Linked DNA regions of Mus musculus: region 2 is linked to region 1. A link is a loop called in an ENCODE intact Hi-C map of the cell type or tissue named here. Cell type or tissue: left cerebral cortex. All regions are shown on one strand. Each heading gives the region's core, and the rest is flanking DNA. Links, peaks and the distances in the headings are about the cores only.

Region 1 (7,849 bases), core at 3,236-5,735:
ACAGGGTGAACAGAAAGTGCCACATTTAAGGACAGGATCAATGCCTATTTCCAGGAGTCAGGCTTGGGTGATAACTCAATACTAAGTGCTTGACTGACTTGGAGAATCTGCAATCAGCTGTAAGATGCAATCTGAGCCTTGTTGCTAAGGTCTCAGAGCCAGAAAGAAAGAGAGGGACCACACCCTGTCCATGAAAAGTATGGAAAGCCTATCTTAATAAACTGGGCTAGTTAAGCTTGCTGAGACTTCAGGTCCTGAAGTTCCAAGGAAGCTGGCAATACTTAGATGGACTGTTAGGACACGGAAGGGCACGGAAGTCATGAAAGCCAGGGAGTCTTGATTCTCATTCTAAGTGCCTTTTAAAGTAATGGGGATTTTGGTAGACCACAATTCAATTGCTAAGTAATTGTATTGAATAAAATGTTCAAATGAGATTAATTGGCCCACTTAACAGCCCAAAGACTGCTACATAAAATAAGGTACAATTTTAAAGGAAGGATTAAAAAGAAAATGTGAAATCTGCTCCTCACCTCTCCAATCTGTGGCTTCTGTGGCATCCGTGACGGGACTGATGGTGGACAGTATCCCCACCCAATGGTCATGTTCTTGGTTTCAGGATCCTGAGTCATAACCTCAAGCTGGGCTCCACAAGAAGAGGAACAAACCCTTACATGGGACGTTGAAGAAAGCATGGTATTTGCTGAACAGTAACAGCTACAATAAAAAATCATGGATTTGGATAACATCAGCCATCATCTTGCTATCGATCGGCAAATTCAAGCCTCCCTTGACAGGTATCTAATCTCTGTGATGGATGGAGAGTCCGTATGTCCACATGACTTGGCCGTAGGGTACTCAGACATTTGGTCAATGCTATTCTGGGTATGTCTGTCAGAGATTTCTCTATGAGATTAGCATTTGAATCAGCAGAATGATGGAAAACAGGTTGCCCCTCTGAATGTGAGGGGCCTTGACTAATCCACTGAAGGTCTAACTAGAAAGAAGAACAAAAACCTGACCATGGAGGAATTGCTTTTTTCTACCTGATGGCCTTTAAGCTGGAATTTTGGGCCTTTATTCTTCAGACTCATACTTGAGCCTTGAATTTGGAGCCCTTGATTGACTGCATCTTAAGTCTAACACTATGGGACTTCTTAATGTCCATGGTGCGTGAGTCACTTCATTGTGACCCATGTAATCTTTATTGTCTATCTTATCTACCCATTCATTACCTGTCCACCATCCACCAGTCTACCCATCTGTACATGTAAACATACATGTGTTGTTTCACTTACCTGTGTATTCATCCACTTAGCATTTATTCAGTCACCCACCTATTACCCATCTACCATTTAGGTGTCTCTTTCTTTGCCTCTTTGTCTGTAGGCCTGAACATGGTGGTCACAGTAAAATATTTCCTAATATACAACAACTAAAATTAATCCAAACTCTAATCGGAGGTGTTGCTGCCAGCATTTCCCTAAGCCACGTCAGTACCGTGCAGTTTTGTTTGCAGAACACACAACCTACATCATATTTGTCATGCTACCTTGAAACAGCAGCAAATGCCCCAAAATGAGTCCGATCAGATTTTCAGACTATTATGGGTTATAGATTGCAGCATTTTCAATGTATAAATACAGTTTTCACCTCTTAGAGAAATATAATTGTATAATTATAAAACCAAAAGCTTTTAATATTTTCCTATAATTCCTCAGCAATTAGATACAAAATTAGAGCAACTTTGGTTGATATTAATTAGAATGTTTGGCTTTAGAAATTGTTGTTTAGGGCTAGGAATTGTAGCTAAGTGTGTAAAGCACGGATCTGCCATTCACAAAGCTCTGGGTTCCATTCACAAAGCTCTGGGTTCCATCCCCAGCACTTTGTGAAGCTGAACATAATGGAGCATGCCTGTAGTATCTGCACTCAGGAGGTACAGGCAGAAGAGTCAGTTCAAGATTACCCTTGAATTCACAGTAAGTTGAAGCCCAGCTGGAGCTACAAAAGCAAACTGACAAAATAAATAGGTAGATGCATCAGGAAAGGCGGGGCCGTTTCTACATAAACGCCAGGGGCTGCGCAGCCACAAAATCATCTCCTGCAGGAGAACCTGATTGAGGACTGCCCGAGAGACCAAGGATTGCTGGGTCAGACATGTCAGCCAATCGGGAACTGCTGTTTAGAAGAGGTGCTTTCTTGGGACCAATGGGGGTAGGGTGGAGGGTATTAAAGGAACTTGCAGCACATTTCAGGTGAGCTTGCTACGGGCATTTCTCACCTGCTCTTGGGGTCTGAATCATTGACTCTGCATTACTTCACCTCCAACCCCCAAGGGCAGGAGTAGTCTGGGGCGCAGACAACAGGTAGATAAAGTTGCTGTTTAAGATTAATTTTAAAAGCTGGGCAGTGGTGGCACACGCCTTTAATCCCCAGCACTTGGGAGGCAAAGGCAGGCGGATTTCTGAGTTCGAGGCCAGCCTGGTCTACAGAGTGAGTTCCAGGACAGCCAGAGCTACACAGAGAAACCCTGTCTCGAAAAACAAAACAAAACAAAAAACAAACTTTATTTATTGATTTTGTCTTAGAATTAGGACAGAATCTCCAACATCTTCAGAACTGGACCTAGACACTCTTCTGCCAAGTCTTACTAAATATTTATGTGAAGCGGTGTCCTCAGCATCAATAACTGTAAAATCAAACTACAGATCAACTCCGGAAGACACCTTAGATGTTCTAAGTCTTGCAGTGTGAAGGATCCAGCAAAGATTTCATTCTTTATGTAAGCAAGTACTTACTCCATCTCACTGGTTCGCAAAGGCCTTTCATCTTTACTAAATGGTAAAAATTAAATGTAAACCAAAGGGTCGTTATAAAATGAAATTTTTATGATTTATTAGCAGAAATTTGATTTTGTATATGCTTCTTATATACCAGGAATCTCATTTTTTAAAAATCTATCTATCTACCTCTTCTGTAGGTCCAGTTTCATCAACTGGTAGTCACGGAATTCTTTACAAGAGTAAACTGTTTCTGAGTATGGTCCACGCAGGGGAACTTTGAGCAATGAATCCTTGATGGTTATGCAGAGTCATTTGCACCTCCCTCTCCACACGTGAGACGTCGCTATTCACCCAGGTCAAGTTCTGGCTGCTGCAGGTTTAGGTAATGTCCCAGGGCAGGTGACTGCTAAGCTGGGCTTCAGACTCAGGTGAGCCCACTATTCTCTAAAGCTCCACAGCACGTTCACTATGTGGATCCTGCCCTTTCTCTGCCTACCAATAAGAAGAGAAAGGTACAGGGGGCACAGACTCAGACAGCGTGAGCAAACACCAGATACAACGTTTAAAAAAAAAAATCTGTAAAAGTGAAGGCTGTAAGGGATTGCAGTAGCAGATCATGGACTGGGGGAGGACCGCGGGGCCGCGGGGAGAGGCAGGCATCTCTAGAACTGAGAGCAAGGAAGGCTGACTAGAAGTTGAATAGGAGCCCAAAGGAGTGATACACTCCAACGAGCCGGCAGCGGATTGCCTAGTTACCAGATGCTTCCATTCTCTTCTCGGCGCTTGTGCCAGGCCTTGGTGAGTCTGGCTCAAAGCCCCTCAAGTGAGAAAAACTGGAAGCAGCTGACGGCCGGTGCCTGTGGGCGCTCAGAGCAGCCCCTCTGTTCTGGCAAAGCGATTCCCCTGACAGGTGGCAGGAGGAGAGCCTGTTCCCAATCCAGCCACACTGGAGGGTAGACAAGCTAAAAGGAAAAACAAGCCCCACGCCTCAGAACCTCCACATGCTGTGAGAAGCAGCTGCTGACTCAGAGTGTGGGAAGGACAAGAGATGTCTGCAGCCAGGTTCCCAAGGTGGCAGAGTCTCCATCTAGGCAGAGCTCTAGTTTCTAGGAATGGTCTGGATGGTGACCTAAGCAATGTGGTTGGAAATCTCTGTGATCAATCGCTCAGCACACATTTCCTTGTCTGGACATTGTATCCATCCTGGGCATGCCCACAGCCCACATGAGGTGGTTGAGCAACTGGGCTATGCTGAAGCTCAGAAGGGGACGGGAGACAGGGGCCAGTGTAAATGCAACATGGTGTGCTTTCTTACCTATTTGTATTCAGTGTGAGAGTGTTGTTTTTGAGTGTGTGCCTATGTTGTGATTTCAATGCATTGTGTGAACTTACTGTATGAAGAAAATGCTACTGCCTTTTTTAAACATTTTTTTTGTTAAAAAAAAAAATCTATGATTAGCCCTGAAATCAGCAACTCAGATGTTCCATGTTGTGTATAAGGTATGTTATCTACCACACTGACTGGATTAAGGAAAGCTGCAAGCGCTGAAATCAGAGTTTGCACAAATATACTCACGTATTATATAATACCAACATGTGCACATAGAGAGGCCAGAGGTTGAGACTGGCTTTGCTTTTCAGTCATTCTCCAGCTTATTTTTTGAGACAGTCTCTCACTGATTCAGATAGACTAGCTGGCTGCAGAATTCCAAGGATCCTTCAGTCTCCATCTCCCCAGCACTGAGACTATTGGCATGTGCCACTGTATTTGTTTTCTTAAATTTATGTTTGTTTGTTTGTTTGTTCTGGCATGGTGCTAAGGAACAAACTAAAGTCCTCATGCCTGTAATGGCAAGCACTTTATCAATTGAGCTATCTCCCTAGATACTCCCAAGCTGGTGACTGGTCTCCTATCACCTATGAAGATAGCCTCTAAACAGAAATTTAAGATCTGAAAAAATGGAGAGCAAAGGGCCAGGTGTAGTGGGTCATCTTCACACCAGGAAAAGTTTCTTTTTCTCAAGAGTTACAGGCTTTGGTGTCATTCACATTTCTTTTTGTTTTAAAATATGACCCCCCACACACCTTTTTCTCCCACAGGGAATCTTAATATTAGGTCTCAAACTGGGGGCAAATGGGTGAGGCACCTGTTCAACATAGTGGAGTAGACCTGGCTATAATCCAGCCATGTTGGGTAACTGGCCTCTCGGTTGGCAGCTCTTTCCCCCTCTCCCCTCCCCATATCCTCACATGGCCCAGCTCAGGGTCATGTCCACTCTGGACTCTCAGCTACCCTTGCTTCTGACTATGCTCTCCTTGATAATCTACAATAAACCTTCTCCTCCACCATACCTAGGAATTGTCATGCTATTTCAAAATTTCTTTTTCTTTCTTCTTCTTTTTTTATTCACTCACCACACTTATTAAGCAGGCACACAGTTGTCAACAGGAATATCAAACCATTTTTCCAGGACCACTGAAGAGCATCTTTCCTGACCATGAGCCCATAATTCAGGACTTTGCTAAAATAGAACCATATTGTTTAATTTTTGTCTCATCTTAAATTTTTTGCACAATATGATTTAAGTTTCATAGCTATGAAATCCAAGCTTGACTCAATATCTGTTAATGACTTTCACTGAATTCTGAAATAGCTTAAGGGCATGGGTGGATTTTATAGAAACTGTCCCAGCTGCTGTACTTAATGCCCTGATCGTAGGCCAGGGGTTCTGGGACCTTCTAGTCAAAATTCAAGTTATTACTACCTAGGAAGATTTGTAAGAGACGTTTGCCTCATATTATTGATTGGAATTCAACCATGCAGCATATCTAATCCCTTGGTAGGACAAGGGTTAGAGAGTTCTCAAGAGACAGGATTTCTTCACTAGGTCACCTTAGAGCTTCATTGTCAGTGCCACCTTTAGTAAATCACTTTAATGGAAGTTGGTTCGAGGGCACACACCCATTAGCAGTGGCTTGATCTGATATGCATTTTTACTACTAACACTACAAGAGCCTCCAAAGAAACGTTTAGAGCCTGGTGTACCTAAAGGAAGGTTGTTTACCCAATTGCAGGGACATGTTCTCAAATGAGCTCTTCTAACAAGCACAGAAGCTCCACACAACACCAGGAAAGTACCCTGAAAATTCTTTCCCATCATTCTAATGGGTTACAGATGGACTGGGAAGCTTCCTGGCATTTTTTATTGTTAGCTAGCTTCCTTTCTTCTGTCTGGAGTTTTATGGCTTGCTTTCCTTATTAGCCTCCAGGATGCCTGGGTCAACCCATTGAATTGCTCCAAGCTGTTGGATGGAGCTGTCCCCTCAGCAGTAAAGATATCCAGTTGGCTGAAAGGGTCCTGGAGCACTGGACTATATATCTTTGTGAGCCATGCCCAGCAAGGAGGCCGCAAAAGTCTACTTCTGTAAAGATATTAAATATATTTGAATGGTTGTCTTCATTGAACTCTTGGGAGACAGAGGCAGGAGGCTCTCAAGTTCCAGGTTAGCCTGAGGGAGGAGTAAAACCTTCTCTCAGAAAAACAAAAGAAAAAAAAATTCACTATCCCTGTGAACTTGCCAGGGCCTCAGGTTTCCTCTCAGCAGGGAGCAGGAAATTTCCAAGGACACCTCAGTGTACCCAGAGTAAGTGACTGGAACCATTTTTTTACCCAGGTATCTGTAATTCTTACTGACAGGAACTGGTATGTGCATCCCTTGTCTGGGAAGAAGCCTGCTGACTGAAGCTACTTTGGGTGGGAACAGGAAAGATGACTTATTTAGTGTGCAGAAGAGCCGCCCACAGAGATGACAGAGATCTAAGACAATGGGTTAAGTGTAATGACCCAGTAGGGCATCAGAAAATTTCCCTTTGAAAGAGCTAGGCTTGGTCTGTAAAGGAAGAAGGATGCTTGTGAATATGAGTACATGATTCAGGATTGCATGTTAGTGGACCCTCACAGGATAAATACCAGAGATGATTCACTTATGTATGGAAATGGCTGATGATCTTGGATCACAGTTTAGAATTTCAGGCCTTGATCCTGACCTTTGGGCCTGGAAGTTGTACAATATGGTGGGAGTCCATAATAAAACATGGTCTCAGGATCAGAAAGCAAAGAAGTCTTTACTCACTGCAAGGGCATATTCCCCATGACCCGAGGCCTCTTGCCATACCTTATCGCTTATAAGTTCATCAACTTCTCAACAGGGCAACTCTGTAGTGTAAGACAAATGTGTGGACCTTGGGAAATACTCGATATCCAACCTATAGCAAAGGTACTGCAACAGAGATTGCAGATTTCCCCCCAACATTCCCTTTTTCATCATGGAATGTCTGATTTTAGCTAGTCTGACCATTACAGAATGAAGAAGACATTGCCCAGACTCCTTGCTGTTATGAGTGGCCATGTGACTACATTCGGTGTACTGAGATATGGCAGATATGGCTTAGTCACCTACCAGGCTCTACCCAAAAAGCAAGGCACACCTGCTCTTCCTCTGTACCCCTCCTGAGAGCTGCTATGCAGCTGGTAGGCACCAACTTGGAAGTGATCAATGACATTAGAAATGGCAGAGATATGGAGCAACAGGATACAGGATTCCAGGCATAGTGAGGTCCCTTACAGAGAGCCAGCCTCTGACATAATTAACCACTTTTATACTGCCCCTTGTTAGCAGGTAGCAATGATTTTCCTAATCCTCACGATAGCCATCATCTTGGTTCTTATGTTCCTGAAGGAGAATTCACATGGGGCACAGGCAGAGACAGTGAACATTCAGGGCTTATCATGAGAGGGCAAGCAAGCAGAAACAAAGCATATCCCTGGAGTGGAGGGTGAACCTGGTTGGGTCTCCCATTTCTTATCCCTTCCCTACTGTGATCTAGGGTGGTCCCTTTGCTGGAACATGTGGAGCCTTTCTTAGACAGTCTTACCCACAGTTCAGTCTGTTATAATTAGATGTGTTTGATGTAGGGATGTATATCCCATAATGCTGAGAAATTTACTAGGGAAAAGGGTAATAGTAGCTTGTTCATGCTCCTCAGGGGCTTCATAGAAGCAATA
Region 2 (7,849 bases), core at 3,578-6,077, 460 kb before region 1:
TCAACTATTGCATTTCTAGGGATTACTTACAGAACATGAATGAGAAGGTTACAGGATCACAGGTGACCTCAAACAGCTGCAGCTCCTTATTGTGAAAAGAGCTGAATCACAAAGTAGCCCTTGTACTTCCTATATACTCTAGCATCTCCTGAGACCCTTTGTAGATATCAAGGCCAGAAAAGAATTCTGGCTACAATCTCAGGTAAGGGTCCTGTGACCCTCCCTCTCTAGGGGGTGTCAATAGCTCCATTACCATTGCCATTACTGCAGTCTTGGGTACTTCTGTATTGTTCTGCTCAATTAGTTGCCATGGCTACAGGCCAAGGTAATCTGATCTAAAATGGCATGTGGTGATCATACTATGTCCAGAGGAAAAAGCCACACTATAATAGTTATAATCATAGCCCTCTGAGATTGGAGCACCCCAAGTATTTCTTAGCCTTATCACCTGCAAGAATTGGCTTTTCCTCCCTTATTATGCTCATTTTTCTCTGCTACTGAGAGTAGACCATCAGTGACCTCCTCTTCCTCTTCCTCCTCCTTTTCCTCCTCCTCCTCCTCCTCCTCCTCCTTCTCTTCTCCTTAGCCCTTACTATGTTTCTTCATAATATGCTAAAATCTGCCTTTCATATCCCTGGGAGAGAAGCGGGGTAAAGTTATTCTTCTGCCTGACAACATTTCACATGCTGAACATGTTGAGCATACCTACGGCATGGCACTTCCAGGCCCACGTCTCTTATTCTCTTAAACACTCTGCAGGCTGCCAGACTTCTTCAGAGCAGGCTGACACACTCCAAAAAAGCTTCAGTGTTGTTTCCTCCTTTGAGATTCCAGTGCAGAATTAAACAAAGATTCCAGTAGTATTTTAAGTCATGTATTATCCTTTAAATGTTCACTACCCACAATGATTAATCTTCATAATCAGTTCAACAGGATCTAGAGTCACCTAGGAGACGGAAAATACTTTAAAGTGGCATTTATGTCTCTCAATCTGACTATCAGGCTATTGATCCCAAAGTAATGGAAATTTCCCCAGGAATCTTAAGCTGGGAGAAGGAAAACACTGCTACCATGCTCCCCAAATGCCCAAGAAAAAGAGGTGTGTCCTGAAACCAGATTTCACACAGTTCTAATAACTTGTCTGATCATTTTACAGGATGATACTGAAGCCCAGACAATGATAGGTCATTGGTGGGCAGCATCTTGAATGGAACTGATTAATTAACTCATCCTTGGTACTCTATTTAAACTTTAGTCTCATTTCAGGATCCTGAAGATAAATTTGGGCAAGTTGGTTCACAGGAGCTCTTTGTCTCTCTTTGGAAAAAAAAAAATCTCCTTTTTCTGTTTTCCACAAATGATTGGCATATTGAGGATGGTGGCTGGACTTGGCTTGGGACCCTGGTTGTGTGACCCCAGGTTTGATAATGAAAGTAAGATGAGCGCTCTTGACTGCTGATGCAGCACAATTCTGCTTCTTGCTCCTGCAACTATGAATTCCCTGCCACATCCAACTGTACTTTTCAACTGTGGACCAGAATAAACCCTACCTTCTTCCTTCTTTGAGTTGTTTCAGTCAGATGCTTCATCAGTGCACCCATCAAGGAAAGTGACTAATGCTCACACTGACTTCCTCAGGATGGGTAGGGAGTGACTGGCATGCAAATTAAAGTTCAAATGCTATTATCTTAACGCTGGATTCTCCTAAACAGACAAAACTCAGGTACAATTTTCATCTTCCTCATCTCTTTCTTTGGTTTTTTGGTTTTTGGTTTTTTTTTTTTCCTTCTTGGAGATAGGGTCTTACTATCTAGCTCTGTTTGGCCTGGAACCTGTGCCTCCTACCTCAGCCTCCCAGTGTTGGGATTAGATGTGCACCACCATGCCCAGCTTCTCTTTTCTTCAAAGGTACTCCCTGCACCCTCCAAGTCACCCTAGTATGCTGGTAGAGATTCCTTCCCAAAGCAAGCCATTGTTTATTGATGTTAGTTGTACAAGCTCTCAAAAAGGTCCCATGAAGGCACTATGCTCCAGTATAGGGGAAAGCCAGGGCCTGGAAGAGGGAGTGGGCGGGTTGGTGAGCAGGGGAGGGGAAGGGGGGGGGAAGGTTTTCGGGAGGGGAGACCAGGAAAGGGGATAACATTTGAAATGTAAATAAAGAAAATATCTAATAAAAAAGAGAAAAGAAAAAAGAATTTGCAATTTTGAGATGATTAATGAATTGATGGTAGGGATAGCTGAGCCAGATTTAGATTGTTCTACTCAAGTCATAGCAATAATGGTAGCTCACTGATCTGTGCAATATATGCAATGATGGAGACTTGAGTCTCTGTATGATAGTAATTCAAGGGTTGGGAAAATGGCTCAGTAGATAAGGTGCTGACTGTGTAAGCATGGGGATCTGAATTTGATCTTCATGTGCAAAAGCTAGGCATGGGGGTACACACTTAAAATCCCAGGGCTGGGTAAACAGAGCAGAAGAGGCTCTAAGTTCAGCAAAAGACCCTCTCTCAATAAAGAAAGACAGTGCCTGAGGGATAACATCTGAGGTGGCCTTTGGTCCATGCATGTATGCACACATACATCTACAAACACATCCCAACATATGCATATGTTGAATCAGTTTTAAGCGTCTTTATAGATATATTTGTTAGTGAGGATATAAAGCAAAGAAGTGGTGGTAATAAATGAAAAGCATTTTCTAAATGTTGCGAAAAGTATTACAATTGGGCCTCGGCTCTTCAGTTGATGAAGTTGCTAGATCTGCAATCTAAACTAGCAGCAGAATGCCATTAAACCCTAGGCATGGAGTGCACTGGAGTTTACCTCTCTGAAGTGAATGCAGATTACCATTTTAATAATGTGCAGTTTTGTTAAATGTTAATAGTGGCCCTGAGTTCATCCTGGCTCACAATTTCTGAAAGGCAGAAGATTCACCTTGGAATTGAGCATCCATGAGAAAGAATCCATCAAACAAATGCATCCCTCTTCATCTTGGGCTAATTTTATCCCACAGTCCCTGGCTATCTGCAAGCTGCCTAAGTGATTCACGGTGCATTTTCACATTGCTTTTTATTCAAAGAATAAACGTGAATTATCTTGTTTACTGTCACCACAGCTTGGCAATTATTATTAGCTCCATCTTATATTTGGAAAAATAGAAGTTCGAGATCCTTCAAGAGTCACAGTTGAGGAGAGACAAAGAGCAAATCTCATGGGGAATACTCACAGGACTTAGACTTCATAGGTGTTTCAGATAGAGATGCTCCCATCAATGATCATCCAGCTAACCTCATCATTTTGAGGGTGAGGATGGGGATGTCAGGACTGTTCCAGTGTTCTATTTAGCAAACTTAAATACTCTCGGTTTCATTTCCACTTCCTGAGTTTGAGATGAGAATACTTTCAGTAGCTGTTTTCTAATAATAGGACTCTCATAACCGCTAATGGGATTGTGCCAGAGTGGGTGGAAGCCTCAGTGTAATGTCTAGCTAACGTATATGCCAGTCATGCTGAAGAGGGCACTGGGTGGGGGCTGAGCCAGACTACCATCTCTTGTAGGACATTTGTTTGCTTCCTGTAAACGGGCCTCAGGCCTGCTTTTGGATCAGTATCTCTACCTCTAAAATTAGGTGTTGCACTAAATCTTTAACGTTCTTAGAGTCTTACGTGCCACCGTTCTCACTTTCTTTATATAAAATTTTCAAGTGCATAATATACACATATGTCATAGGAATGCAAATTTGCAGACACTATAGAGAGAGGGGGGAAAAAGCAGAAAGTAGAAATGGAAGATTCCAGGGCAGTTGACTATATTTCAAGGTAAGTGTTCTCTAAGGAGAAAAATGATTCCATTCTTCTTAATGTGCTTTTTAGAAGGCGATAGATTCTGGGCACCTGGTATCTTGTCTATTTCCTTTCCGGAGTTTTGAAGTTTGTTCTTTGAAAGTGGTATCAAAGTCTGTCACCTGATGTGGTTGTTAGGTTCATTGTCAACTTGACACAGACTAGAGTCATCTGGGAAGATAGAACTTCAGTTGAGAAAATGGCTCCATAAGATTGGCCTGTAGGCAAGTCTGTGGAACATTTTCTTGATTAATGATTGATATGCAAGGACCCAGCTCATGGTGGGCCATGCCATCCCTAGGAAGTTAGTCTTTAGTTGTATAAAAAAATCAACTTGAGCAAGCCTTAGGAAACAAGTCAGTAAGTGTTTCTCCATGTTCTCTGCTGCAGTTCTTGCTAGAGTGCCTGTCCTAGCTTCTCTTTATAATGGACTGTGATTGAGATGAGTAAGCCAAAAAAAACTCTTCCCTCCCCATGTTTGTTGACCATGGTATCTGTATTGTGGCAGTGAGAAGCAAACTAGAACACCTGGTTATTGTGGTTGCTTTGCTCATGGGAGGACTTAGGATATGTAACTCCATCACACTGAAGAAGGAAAGGGCAGACTTGTTTCTGAATGAAGTTCCCTGAGTTCATCTGCACCGTGGAATGATGACTTGGTTCCACAACACTCATCAGCTATGCTCCTGCCGTCACACATGGAGGAGTATGAGGTTGTGACTCAGTCCTACCACATTCCTCTAGCAAGGGTCCCACGCCATCACAGATGGGGGAGTATGACTCAGTCCTACCACGTTCTTCTGGCAATGATCACAGCATTGCAGATGGAGCTCTGTAAGCCTGACTCTAGAAAAGTGTGAGTCAGGATGAATTATGAGAGTCGGCAGGCCTACAAACACTTTCTTTAATAATTAGCCTAAGGTGAAGGGGGGACTAAACTCACTAAACTCCCATTTCATACCACCCAAACCATGTACTGCTAATATCTGACTGAGCACAGAAATCCATCTTCAGGTGATGCGGCTTAAAACCTCATTTGTAAAGCACAGCCTGAAGGGCTTCCAGCAAAGAGTGAAGGGCTGTAAACACTGCTTTTGGGCTCCATCATCTCTTTGGGGGACACCATAGGTCACTGATCAGAGCCTTACAGCTGTGGTTGAATGCACCTTGGAGAGAGCCCATAGGCAAACACAACATGGGTATATGTTCCCAGAGGGAAAGGAGAGTCCCTCATCATACACACAAACTCTGTGCTTTCCTTATACAGGCTCACAAAAGCCAAAGTGCAGAAAGCATAATGTCTCCATAACCCTTCAATGAGACAAAGTGAGGTCTGTGTCACTGCCTTGGCAGGTTGGTACTCAGATGTAGTAATTGAACTGTGCAGACAAATCCTTATCCATGCCAGTTTAGAAACCTGCTTTATGAAGCTATTGGGAAAAACTCTCAGGAAAAACAGAAACAAGAATCTCCTAGTCTACCTGTCAATGTTTGTTGTGTATCTACAGTCTGGAGGGAGTTACTGTGAGGCACACTGGGAAGAGCTAAGTATGTGGGGTAGTTCCAGCTCTTAGAATCTTCCAGTCTAGCTCAAAAGGCAACATAGCTGAACAGATGATCCTGGGAAGGGCATTGCAAGTAAACAAAAATGATGAGTTGATGGAGCTCAAAGCAGGAACTGTGAAGGGGGTTGTAGAAGTCAAGAGATATTTCTCAGAATTGGGCTGGAGATAATGATCATTTGGCACAGTGCTTGTCTAATGAAGGTGTTCACCCCTAATCCCTGCACTAGGGAGTCAGAAGCAGGAGGAGCACAAGTTCAAAGTCATCCTTCCAACATAGTGAGTTCAAGGATGCTTGAGATCCTGTGTCAAAGACTCAAAGAAGGCAGAGGAAGGGCAGTGGGAAGGTGAAAGGTAGAGAAGGAGAGAGAATGTGGGGGTAAAGGAGGAGTGATGGAGAGTGAGAAGAGGAGGAGAGGGAGAGATGAAGAGCTTTACAGAAAGAGGGAAGAGAAGGAGAAAGAAAGAGAAGGAGAAAGGGAAGGGAAGAAGAGGGGTCAGCCATGGAGCATGTCTTAGGAGGAGCTGAGAGTGTGGCTGTATAGTAGACACTTTGTGTGTGACCTGGAGACTTCTCTACACTCCTGGGCAATGACTCTGTCAACTTATGTCATTTCCCCTGGACTTGTCATGGTTCATTTATTTTTCTTTTTGAAATCCCTGGATTCTACAGAAAAGGTCATCCAGCAAAATCTAAGACTTCATCTACCTAGTGCTTTGTGCCACAGAGCTGAGGTGGAGCCTTCAGAAAAAGTCACTGAAACCATGTACCAGTCAATCAGTGCAAGGATTTGGTCTATCAGGTAGCCTCTAAACTCCAGGGTCAAATGAAAAGAAGCCAGCTCTCAGATGGGCATGGCCTAGCTCTCCATCATACATGCCATCAGACATGGGCTAGTTCAGTGGAGTCAAGCATTGACTCCAGTCTGCATCTGCCTTTCCCCTTTCCTTGAGGAATGTTGAGAACTGGGCACTAAGAACTGAAGTAAACATCAAGATAAACCAATGTTCAACCCACTTGCCTCAGTATAATGTAGAATTCTGGGCTGCAGCTTTGGCTTGTTAATAGGACTGGGCTTAGAAAATCATGGTAAGCATTCTCCCTTCCCTCATTCTCTCTGCTCTTCACCTTCTTATCCCTATTTCCTTCCCTTCTACCCTCTCTTTTCTCAGTTTTCAATATAGCACACAAGGTCAAGGGTTTCATGATGAAAATTTCACACACATATGTCACACACTTTGCCAACCTATTTCCTGTCTGCCTTTATATCAGGTTGATGATCTGTGTGCATAACTATGCACACACACACACACACACACACACACACACAGAGCAAGACAGTCAGAGAGAGACAAAGAGTATATGTGTGAGGAAGAAGATATGAGATTTATCTTTCTGAGTCTGGCTTATTTTTCATCACATATTCTTTCTCCTGTTTTCATTCTTTTGTTCTTTCATTTATTCTTTTCTCTTAGTAGACACTGGTGTTTGTCAGGCCTGCATTACAGTGGGGCTCTCTATATAGAAATGAAATATTGATCCCTTGTCTCTGAGACTCTGCATGCTCTGCTCCCTTCACACCACAGCCATGACCCAGGTCCAGCTCAGGAAAATGCCCAGGGGATTGAAATCCCCTGAATGGCTCTTCAGCTGAAATTTTTCCTACAAAAGCATCTGACGGTTTCAAGAATGAGAAGGGATGGACTTTTCCCAGCAAAGATGAGTACAACCCATAGTGCCAATTTCTCTCTTCCCACCCACAAAGTTGGTCAGCACTGGATCATTTGGGTACCACAGGTATGCAGAAGAGCCTGGGTGGCCAGCAGGCAGTGGCTGGGAGATTCTCATTGCTACCTAGCATGTGTTAGGCTCTCAGACCAAAATAGCAAGAACAGCAGCATGAGAGCCAGGGCTGTGTGGGTCCCAGGCAGAAAATGAGCAATACATCCTGGGTGACAGGGCCAAAAATCATTAGCCTAAACTGAGCAGGAGGTCTGGGGTTCCTGGAAGCTTGTCCTTCATAAAGAGACTATGCATTTTGGTCGCTAAGTCTGGCAGATGTCCTTTAACCAATTTTTAAAAAGCTAACATCACTGATATTTGGACAAGGTGACATCTAAAGACTCCTGATAGGGTTCCTTGGGAAAACCTAAAGTCACTTTTGTGAGATCCTGCCAAAGTCCGTGACCACCTAAGCAGGAAGAAATATCAGAGAAACTGAACAGAAAAACAAACTAGAACACTCCAAAAGGTCAAAGTCAGGAGAGACAGAGTAGAGCAAAAAGATAGTTTCAGACTCAGAGGACTAAAGAGGTATGATGGAAATGAGGTGGATCAGGTCGCTACAAAAGGCATAAAGCCAAGGAAACCCAAGCATGTGCTGTGGAGGAGGAAATGGGATGACATGAAGACTTTGTCCCTTTGACCACTGTCCTAAGGC

What was found. Hi-C counts contacts between places; a loop is a spot of excess contacts. Peaks named below come from ENCODE experiments on the same cell type or tissue, not always from the same donor. Only the 100,000 strongest peaks of a DNase experiment are listed, where the experiment ranks them.
Region 2: it touches region 1 in a loop (2.9-fold over the local background); 2 of 42 quality-filtered maps call a loop at or near these places.

The regions. Positions count from the first base shown.
Region 1 is chr8:127,702,403-127,710,251 of GRCm38, reverse strand. No RefSeq gene overlaps it. Among named protein-coding and RNA genes, the nearest start is that of Gm32532, 16 kb to the right of the region's middle. In left cerebral cortex, for the core only: a CTCF peak has its summit at 3,369; DNase peaks (open chromatin) are centred at 3,646 and 4,319; H3K27ac peaks cover 671 bases.
Region 2 is chr8:128,161,897-128,169,745 of GRCm38, reverse strand. No RefSeq gene overlaps it. Among named protein-coding and RNA genes, the nearest start is that of Mir21c, 110 kb to the left of the region's middle. In left cerebral cortex, for the core only: no CTCF peak of the experiment used is centred there; a DNase peak (open chromatin) is centred at 4,604; H3K27ac peaks cover 439 bases.